Regions from separate parts of the Homo sapiens genome. Here region 2 is linked to region 1. The links are chromatin contacts, found by Hi-C in ENCODE. All regions are on one chromosome and are shown on one strand. The core of a region is the stretch at or near the end of the contact, and the rest is flanking DNA. Distances in the headings are between cores, read along the strand shown.

Region 1 (5,184 bases), core at 1,247-3,746:
CCAGTAGAAAGCCTGCAATGTGAAAGAGCTACATAAAAACCAATAAATGGCTCACTGTCTGATTAACTGTCATGGTGCTTATCATAGCTCACTGGACAACGATTGACTCCTTGCAGGTTGGAGAAAGTATGAGCCCCTACTTGTTCCAAAATTTGCTTTGCTTCTTGCCTGGCTACAGCTTAGTTCCTTCTGGGGCTCATCACTACGTGGTAGTTGACTGTGGCTACAGAGGTTGTGAGGCCCTGATGCCTAGCAATTCAAGATAGCTGGATTGTGATGCCAATACAGCTTAGAGAGAAAATGGCTTGCTCAAGGTCAATAGCAAATATGCAAAACCCAGAGCTGTGATGGGCATGAGAAGCTTCGAAATTTGGAAGAGAGACTCAAGTCTCAAAGTAAAGCTCTCATTAATCCCAGGTGGTACATCTCTTGAGGCCTGCAGGATTCCCTTAAATGTGTCTGGCATTGAGTTTTATCCCCAGTGTGTGTCACGAGAAGCATAAAAATGTGATCCTTGTTTGCAAGTGTCCCCTCACCCAGGCGTGATGAGGTCAGAAATTCCACCCTTGCAGACAGCAGGGGTTTTTTGGGTTGAGCATTGACCGTCTTCCTGGACGCTCATTTGGAAGGCAACCAGTGCCTCAAAGACGAAAGACTTCCACAGCTGACCTCTAGCCTTGAGTAGGAAATTTAACACCAATAACTGTACCCTTGGGACAGGACTTCGCAAAGGTCCAGACAGTGGTAGTGGCTTAGTTCCATTCTCAACCTGGTCTTCTAAGACCATTACTGCTTTGTGTTCATTATCTATGAGTGGTTTGCACCTTTGGTTTCATATTAGGACCACTTGGGGAGCTTTTAAAAACCTCAAGACCAATATTCCACTGGTAGTTTCTGGGGATGGAGCTCAGGCCTTAGTAGCTTTTAAAGCTCCCCAGACGACACCAGTGTAGCCAAGGCTGTGAATTGCAGCTCTCCTGGGAGAGCAGAGAATGGAATTGTAACCACTTCTAAGTCCACTGAGCTGAGCACAGTGTCCTGCCCACAGGAAGCAGTTTTTTAATCCATATTGCACTAACGGTGGAAGTTAGATTGAGTTCCAGTACAAGTAAAACTCCCAGGACCTTACATGGCTATGCTGACCAAGCTAAGATTTATTTCAGGAAAAAAATACAAGATATTAAGACCATTAAAATGAGGATATGCATCAGGGCCAAAGGCTGCCTCATAGTGAGGGGTTCTGAGAGTCAGGGGAGAGCTCCAGTTGTTACACTGATGTGGAACGACCATGTGCTTGTTCTTTCAGATCAGGATCTACTGATGCACCTGAGATATTAGAATCAGGAAGCACACAATGGAGGGCTCATCGTGTAGGCACACATGCTGCGTTACCAGCCCTGGCACTGCACAGGGCTCCCTGAGGGAGCCCCTGAGGCCAGTTGCAGGTCATCAGTCTCATTGTGACCCTCAAACAATGCTGACAAGCTGATATCAGACACCCTGAAACTTGTCTCCACCCATGGCCACCAGTCAGTACCCTTCATGCCTTGCCCAGGGGTCCATGCTGTGCAGGCACATCTCTTACTTCAGCAAAACAGCCCAGGCTGATGCCAGACCTGCTGCAATGAGCCCTCAGTGCACCTGGGAGATAAATTCAGCCTGCTTTTCTTGAAACCTTGATACTCAAAGTGAGGTCTTGAATGAAGAGCATCAGGGTGACCTGGGAGCTTTAGAAAAGCTGGATGGCAGGTCCCAGCCCAGAACTACTGAGTCAGAACCCACATTTTCACAATGCACTTCCCCCTCGGAAGTCCTGTGCACATTGACATCTGAGATTCACTGCCTTGAAGGCCACCACACTCATGCTGTTTCTCTTCCCACTGTTCAGGCTGGCCCTCATGCCAGCGAGGCCAGTGTGTTAAGACCAGTGTGAGCATCCCAAGAAGAGGAAAGCCCCTGCATCACGGCCCAGACCCTAAGCCCACCATGTCAGCTCAGGGGGTGCAGAGTGCCTCTATAGCCTGGTCCCCTTCACTGGGAACCATCATGACTGAGGGCTGGGTGACCTTGTGCTGGTGGTGCAGGGTGATTTGTGTCCAGGGAACAGGAGGGCACTCCTATCATTGCCACTCGTCTCTCACCCAACGCATATATTCAGATGAAGTCAGGGCAGAGCTGCAGCCACTGCAGCCTTGAAGGGGAAATTCGCATGACTCATTCACTATTACCACGACCGCTCACAACAATAGCTAACGTTGAATACCCATCTTTGAGTCATCCTACTATCAGCTAGCATTTATTTGGGCATCTGGTATGTGCCAGGCACCATGCTCTTTATTCACACTAACCTATTCATCAGCACAACCTCACTACATTGATATATTGTTCAAGATCACCCAGACTGAAGAGGCAGTGCCAGGATTTGGATCCAGGTATCTGATTCCAAAGACTTCACTCTTAACTCTTACCCTGCTCGTCTTTGAGAACTGGCCCATCCAAACATGTTACAGGAGTGAACACAATAGATACAATGTCTGCCTTGTGGTCTAAAAGGAGTCATTCCTGAGCATGTGTGGTGTGCACTGTATCATTTATTTACACAGCAACCTTAAAAGGTGAGGATATTATGATCCATATTTGACACATTGAGGTAGGGCTCAGAGAGGCTGAGTCACTTTCCCCAGGGTCACACAGCTGGGTCTGGGAGGGGTGGAAGGGGTGGATGACAGCTCCAACTTGCCTCTGTGAGAGCTGAAGGGCTCAGGGTGTGTACGTGAGTACTGGGGCTTTTCCAAACTTCCCTGGCTCCTTGCCAGCTTTCCTCAGCCAGAATTTGGGAGTCCTCAGAACCCCACAGAGGGAAGCTAGCATCTTCTTTGTTACACTCTGGACTTCCCAGAGGCGGTTTCCCTGCCCCCAACGTGCTGCATGTGACTTGATCTCTCCGAGCCCCTGCTTTCCGGTCCGTAAATGAGATCTTGAGTGGTCTCATGTATGGTCACTGGCAGGGTCAGTGGGATGCCCAAATAAAACAGCCCATGGAGGAGTAGCAGCAGCAGTGGGTGCTTATACACGGCGGCTCCTTCTCTCAAATCTCAGGACCGCTGTGAGGTCTGGGAAACCCACACCCCCACTGGGAGAACATTAGCTAATAGGAAGCATCAGGAACTTGTCTTCTTTTTAGAGACAGGGTCTCACTCTGTTGCTCAGGTTGGAGTACAGCAGCACAATCATAGCTCACTGCAGCTTCGACCTCCTGGGCTCAAGCCATCCTCCCACCTCAGCCTCCTGAGCAGCTGGGACTACAGATGTGCCACCCTGCCCAGAGGAAGTTTTAAACTTGACCACTATCTCCTAGCTAAGAGAGGGGCATGAAGCCCAGGCCCCAGAGACACGGTTCCTCTGGCCGCAACCTTTGCTTCCAAGCATCTGAGTAACTAACTGCCCATCAGGGATCAGGGGAAAGAGGCCCTTCCGACACCAGCGCAATATTCTTCTGCTTGGCCACATGAGGGCAGCACACGCCTGTATAAAGCACAGCTCTGGCTACAGCTCCGCCTGGGGATGAGGATGTCACTCAGCTTCCAGAAGAACCAGCTGAGTTCATGCTTGCAAAGCCACCAGATCTCTGTGCCCTATTGTGCCTACTCGCCTTACTCTGCCCAGTGTCCCTCCTCCCACCGCCCTTGTTTCACAGATATCATCCAATCCTCTCTCCAAGGTAAGTGTTTACTTTAAGCGTTAAAGCCATAGGCTAAACAGCCTCCCATCATTTTCCGTTCAGCAAATATTTACTGTGCACCTGCTTCATGCCAGGCACTATTCCTGGTGCTGGAGACTCAGTAACAAAACAGGCAGAGATCTCTGTCATCACTGAACTCAGTCTCATGGAATGTTTGGGCTGCTGTCCCCCATGCAACATTTTATTATGTAAAATGTTCAAACATGCAGAAAAGTTGAAAGAATAGCACTCGTGTAATGAACCCCATAGACCCACCATCTTTATCACATAACTGCCCACTTATTTATCTCCTTATCCGTTCACTCTACTTTTAAATGCATTTCCAAATAAGAAGGAGACATCACAATATCTCTGCTTGATATTGTTACCCAGAGGGCAGTTTATTTGTGCCTTTTAAAAGTAAAATCAACATATAGTGTGATGTACAGATCTTAAGTGACCCATCAAATGACTATTGACAAGTACACACACTTGTCCACCCAAATAGAATCAAGATAGAAAACACTGTTAGCTGCCTTTTATTAGCTCTGCAATTTTGGGCTGGTTATTTAACTTTTCTGGATTAGTTTTCAGAGTTAAAAAAACAAAGTTGTTGAGAGAATTAAATGAAATAATATGTGACAGTGCCTGGGGCACAACAGACACATGGGTTAAGCAGTCAGCCTGCCTCAGTGGAGTTCCCACTCCACTATGTTCTGGCTGTGTGACTTTGGACAAGTTGCTTAACCACTCTGAACCTCTGTTTCCTTCTCGGAAATCAGCCATAACACTACTTTTTAGCAACATTCTCAACCATGGCTGAAAACTAGAATCATCTGAGGAGCTTCTAAATATTACTAACATTTCCTAATTATTTGAAAATCTGTAAATATACTTTTGGATTAGAGAATGGTTAGAGTTAACAGAACTGGGTTCCACTAACTTCTGCTAACATGGGTGTCAGCTCTCTGGGCCTCAGTTTTTCATCTCTAAAATGGCTGCATCATGGGCTTGTTGGGGGGTCTGAGAGGAGGTTGAGAGCTGTGACGTGTTCCACCCTTATTAGATATCTTTATTTAGAAACATTGGCATCAGAAAGGGCCTTCTAGATCTTAATTGGACAGAATTAGCCATTTTAGAGAAGAGGAACCAAGGCACATGGAAGAACCAAACTTTTTATCATACCTTAGAAAATTCAATCTGGCCTTGATGATGCCTCATGCCCCAGGGGTACAATGACCCCAAACAGGTCATATCTTACCTTCCTCAGGCAGCCTCTCCCAATCACACAGGTATCTTTCTCTTTCCTCTCTTGTCTGCTTTATATAGTTAGGAATTTATTAGAAACTCTCGTGTTTTCTACTATATAGGAAAAATGAAATTGGTGGCACATCTACCTCCACTACCCATGCCTGCGCCCCAAACAGACATTAATAATGGATTGCTGAACTTTTTCCCACTGA
Region 2 (5,184 bases), core at 1,987-4,486, 400 kb after region 1:
TGGAAAGAGCCAGCCTGCTAATAAAAGTGGCACATATGTATAAAATAAAGCTGACAGAAAAGAAAACAGAGTCAAGACAGAGGGAGACAGATTTATGACAATTACCTTTGAGCCTCTGAAGCATCTGAATCCAGGCCTACTTCCTAAACGTTTTCATTCAAGAACACTTTATAGCCAAAGCCATTTATAATTGGGTTTAAGTTACCTGCAATCAAAAGAAACATCATGAAAATTCCTTTTTTGGGGGGGCGGTGGTGGTGGGTACAGGGTCTTGGTCTGTGGTCCAGGCTGAAATGAAGTGTTCAATCATAGCTCACTGCAGCCTTGATCCCCTGGGTTCAAGCAATCCTCCCTCCTGAGCCTCCTGAGTAGCTGGGACTACAGGCGCACACTGCCATGCCCAGCTAATTTATTTATTTTTTGTAGAGACAAGGTCTCCTCCCCGTGTTTCCCAGGCTAGTCTCAAACTCCTGAGCTCAAGTGATCCTCCCACCTTGGCCTCCCCAATCCTACCTGGGGATTACAGGGGCGAGCCACCATGCCCGGCCCATCACTAAAATTCTGGGTGTGACATAGGCATTACTATTCTTATTTTACATACAGATGAGGAAACTGAGGCTCAGAGAAGCAAAGTAAACACAGAGCTAGTAAGTGGCAGAGCAGGTATTTTTAATCTACTTATTTCTTCTCATTGCCTTCAGTCTCTACTCAGGCATTGAGGTTGTCCCTTTTTTCTGCTTCTTCCACAAAGCACAGAAGTAGGAGTGGGGCTGTGGGTCCAGACTGCTCCAGGCTCCAGATCTGGCTCAGCTGCTTCCCACCTGTCTGATCTTGGGAAGACTTACTAGCTGTATACTCTGAACAAACTCCTTCATCTCTTTGTTTTCTCATTTGCAAAACGGGATGACAACAGTACCTACCTCATGGGATTGTGAGGAATCGGTGCATTATTTATGTAAAGCTCTTAAATCAAGCCTGACACACAGTATGCAGTAAGCATGGGGCTGTTACTTTTCTGCTGCAGCCTGTATGTTGTTAGTAAGTTGATTGTGCCCTTCTGCTCCCCAACCCCTCATACAGCCTGGGGTACCTCCTGATCTGTCAGTTCCAAATGCCACAGCAAAACAACCCACACCCTGCTTACCAGGGGCTTGAAATCATGTCTAACATGTTGTTTCTAAGATGCTGATTTTTCTAAAAGTGCTGATCACCATGGGTTTAGCAGGCCTAAAACTAGCCCAGGAAGTGAAACTTTGGGGAGGAATTCCAAATAACCAAGCCTTTGCTGAAATGCAGAATGGAGAGAGGAGGGATGAAAGTGTGGACGCAGCCATTTCCCAGGCTTCCCCCACCCGCCCTGCCCCCATCCCCCCTCCCACCTCCATCCCCCCCTTACCTCCCTTAAGCCCCACAGCTATAGAGAGAGGAAATGTATTTCCTTTAGAATTTATAACAGTTGCTATCCTGAGTGCTAACTCGGTTCCAAAGGGTGCATTAGTCTGGTAAAGTGTAAAATATGGAGGCCCTGGAGAATCACCAGGGAGTGGGAGAGGGCTTTCGTGGATCCAGGGTGAGTCTTGGCTGTGGGGTTGTGCTAATGTGCAGAGGGCTGGCCAGAAAAACAAATGGGACATCCCTGACTTCTCGAATCCATAATGCCCAGGACAGTGACATGGCCTGCCATTATCTCAAGGCCAAAGTCTCATATCACTGGGCATCACAAAGTCCTTTAATCCCCACCTTGCAGATGGGATCAGTGATCTCTGAGCTACCATTTATGGAGCACTAAGCCCTTTATAGAAATGGCATCATGAAACTTTCCAACAGCCCCACGGAGATGAAGTTATAACAGCACCTTGGACCTTGGGGCCAGGCTGAGTAGGGTGGATGCTCAGTTCTCCTACATGTGACCTTGTGCAAGTTACTCAATCTCTCTGTGCCTTCATTTTCTCACCTGTAAAATAGGGATAATAATAGTTCCTACCTACTAGGACCTATTATTGTTGTGAGGATTAAATGAGTAAGCATCTGTAGCACTTAGAAAAGCATCTGACACAATGGCCCCTGTCTTTATGAACCCTTGTGTTACCGACATGGGCCCTGAGGCCAAGAAAAAGGACCATGGACCTACCATACACAGCTTGTGAAGCTGAGCCTCAGACCCAGCTCTGTGTGGTCCACAACCAGGGCTGGTGGGACTGCTGCTACTGGGAGGAGGCTAAAATACCCCTCTGACCCCCACCCCCACACCCCAACCCACCATGTCCCACCTCCTCAAACACCCTCCTCTCCCTGTGAGCTTAGGTGGTCCCTTCGAAACTGCTGGGGTAAAATCTGAAACCATAACTGTTCAAAGGTTCAAATGGAGTTTTCCCGGCGCTGAGAAGGCAGAAAAACCTCGACCTCTCTCTCCCAGCTCTGGAAATGAAGGCAGCCAGGAAGAATCCTCAAGCTCCCATTGCCAGGGACAGAGGTTCCCGGGGACCTGCAGAGGGGCCTCACCCCCACCCCACTCCTCCCCTTGCTGCTCGGGGTGGCACAGGTTGCTAATTAAAACACATCCTATTTTGAAATGTGGGCTCATTCATCAGGACGGGCTAGGGAGAAACAGAAGAGAGGTGTGAGGTTGTAGACCCTGGGGTCTCTTTAGTTCCCCGAAACCTCTAGGGGTAGGGTTCCTACTGTCAATCTTGTTCCACCTCTGTCTGACTTTGCCTTTTTCGATTTTGGCGCCCCTAGCAGGAATGAGGGGCGCAGGTATCACTATTTGTCTTTTTCAATCTATCTGTGATTGACTCTGCCAAACATCGTTTCATCTCTATTTCCATCTGTGCCTCTTTGTCTTGATTTATCTCTGTCTGTCGTTTTGTGTGCCCGCAGGTGCGTGGGTGGGGGTGGAGTTGTCTCACCAAGGTTCTGACCCTTCTGCCACCCCTCCTTCCAAACCCAAGGAGCAGTCCGCCTCGCAGAGCCCGAGCCCGGGTACCCAGCGGGAGCAGCTCCAAACCTGGGGCGCGAGCTGGGAGAGGGTGTCCGAGCGAGAGGCGCGCCCCTCGCGCCCCCTCTCTCCGCGGGGGCGGCCCTGGGCGCGTGGAACCGGGTGCGGGGGCGCTGCAGGCCCGCGGGGCCCGGGTCCCCGCCTTCCCCGCTGCTCGCGGGTGGGCCCCTCGGAGCGGCTCCTCCTCCGGCGCCCCGCTCCCCGAGAGCTCCCCGGCGCCCCCGCCGCCGCCCCCGCGACACCCAGCAGCCTGGCCGCCGCGGCCAACGCGCCACCAAACTTTCCCCGGAGCCGGCGCCGGTGAGTCGCAGCGGGGCGCGGGCTTGGGCGGGAGCGGGGCCGCCGCGGCTGGGCGAGGCTGCGCGCTGGCCAGGCTGGGTTCCGGGCATCCCGGCAGGGCGGCCGGGAACCCCGGAGCCGCCCGCTTGAGAAGAGCGCGCTTGGGTACCCTCGCGACGCGGGTGGCCTGGGGAGGGTGGCGGAGGGCGGCTCGCTCGGTGGCACCGCTCCCCTCTCCACACTGTGGCCTCAGCACTCGACGCGCAGACACCTTTAGCTTCCCCGGGCTTGGGCAGGGTGCGCGCCCTGAGCGTCCGTCTTTGAGCTCGGGCGAGCAGAGGGGGAGCCTCGTTTTCTTTGAGCCTCCCCAGGGTCTGAGTTCGCTGCTAACCGTAGTGCCAGCCCATTGGTTGAGTGCGTTCACTGTGCCAGGCTTTGGGCATCCATTATCTGTTGCAATATTGTTATACTCATTTTACAGAGGAGGAAACTGAGGCTCGGGGAGGGAAGTTGTGCCCAGGAGCATCAGCTGGTTAAGGGGAGAGAGTCAGGGTTTTGCTCGGAGTCATCCTGATCCAAATCACTTGAATACACTGAGGTAAGCCCCAGGCTCAGCGTCACCTGGAGTCGGGGGTGGGAACTGTCCGGACCACCACCCGCCCTTCCCCTGCAGTTCGGCTGCAGCTGGGGGTGTGGAGCAAGAGGCGGATCACCTCCTCCTCGTTGTACCGAGAGAGGAGGATGCTTTGGGAAAATGAGTGGATATTATGGCCAGGGAGTGGATTCTGGTGACAGAAAAGCATCGGGGCTGCTCTTTCAGAGATCAGATTCTAGAAGTTGCTCTCAGTTTTTCTCGAAGGAGCCCAGGAAGCCAGGAGCAGGAGCTGGAGTACAGCAGCTCCTCAAGGAAGTCACGTCTCCTGCTCTGTTACCCCACCCCCAGCCCCCAGTCCTCCATGAAGATCCCACCTCTTCCCTCCTGATTCCCTGATCCCTCTGAGGTGTCCGCTTGCCTGGCAGCTGATAGTGCAGAGATGTTCCAGGCAGAGTGGCTGTCCTCCGGCAGAGGGCTCCCGCCTCAGCCTGGAGCAGACAAGACGAGGCAGGCTGGGAGTCCTGGTGAACAAGGTTTTCAGGCTGGAAGGTGCCTGAATAACTCATTTCATGATTGCGGGGCCAGAAACCTGTGACAGGAGCACAGACGGAGTGTGTCCCTGGAGCATGAAGGAGAGGGGAATTGAGGGTCTTATAGGAAGAGTCTTGGAGGCAGCCAGAAACCAGCAGAGACTGGGAGAGAGGGAGGGTGTACACATGAGAGCATCATTATGCATTATCCCATCACAGCATTCTTGGAAGGTAAGTACTATTATTGAACAGATAGTCTACTGAGGCTCAGAGAGGTTAAGTAATTTGCTTGAGATTGCCCAGCTGGTCCATGACAGAATTGGGGTTTGAACACCCATGTTGCCTGACTCCCTCTAGATTATGAATGAAACTGAGGTGGCAGATGGGACCTTAGCTCCTTCTTTGCTTGTGTCTGGCAGCAGCAAAGGATGAATAGAGGAAAGCCAGGCAGCAGGTCCACTGCTCACAGGAATCCTGGACAACCCCATGTAAATCCTCGAGTGTGATTCAGGCATTTCTCCTGGTGTGGGGAGAATCTACGGAGAAGGGCAGGGGATGCCTGGCATTGTTTTCATTTTCAAATGTGACAGAGAATCCCGTGGAGGCAGGAGATGGACAGGTGCTGCCTGTCCATGATTTCAGGGCTGGGTGGAGGCCGGAGCAGCCTGCCAAGAGACCCTGCACCCCAGAGTGGTTTGGCCAATGCTGGGCTGGGAGTGGTCCTTCCTGACCCTCAGCTGAGTGTCCAAGGGAGGAGGGACTTATACATGAGCCTCCTCCTC

The links. A loop is a pair of places that touch in the nucleus more often than their neighbours do. Pooled maps may share reads with other maps.
Region 2: a map of mammary epithelial cell shows a loop between it and region 1 (11-fold over the local background). The contact joins the promoter of HRH1 here to the enhancer-like site in region 1. A Hi-C loop is called at or near these places in 1 of 168 maps with a recorded cell type or tissue (mammary epithelial cell) and 9 of 50 pooled maps.

Annotation. Positions count from the first base shown.
Region 1 is chr3:10,755,240-10,760,423 of GRCh38, forward strand. It overlaps LINC00606 (long intergenic non-protein coding RNA 606), which reads right to left. Exons shown (of 3, transcript NR_152730.1): 3 at 4,103-5,184. Among named protein-coding and RNA genes, the nearest start is that of LINC00606, 6.4 kb to the right of the region's middle. RefSeq lists an enhancer at 3,365-3,659. Within about 2 kb of position 2,497, at least 2 of the 41 ENCODE cell types and tissues checked have a DNase peak (open chromatin) inside an H3K27ac peak, as active enhancers do; they include mammary epithelial cell, where a contact is called at or near this core.
Region 2 is chr3:11,151,257-11,156,440 of GRCh38, forward strand. HRH1 (histamine receptor H1) reads left to right here and starts at 3,237. Exons shown (of 2, transcript NM_001098212.2): 1 at 3,237-3,298. LOC105376951 (a long non-coding RNA gene) reads right to left here and starts at 3,144. Exons shown (of 5, transcript XR_940593.2): 1 at 3,008-3,144; 2 at 106-205. It overlaps LOC124909345 (a long non-coding RNA gene), which reads left to right and starts at 3,490. Exons shown (of 2, transcript XR_007095817.1): 1 at 3,490-3,875.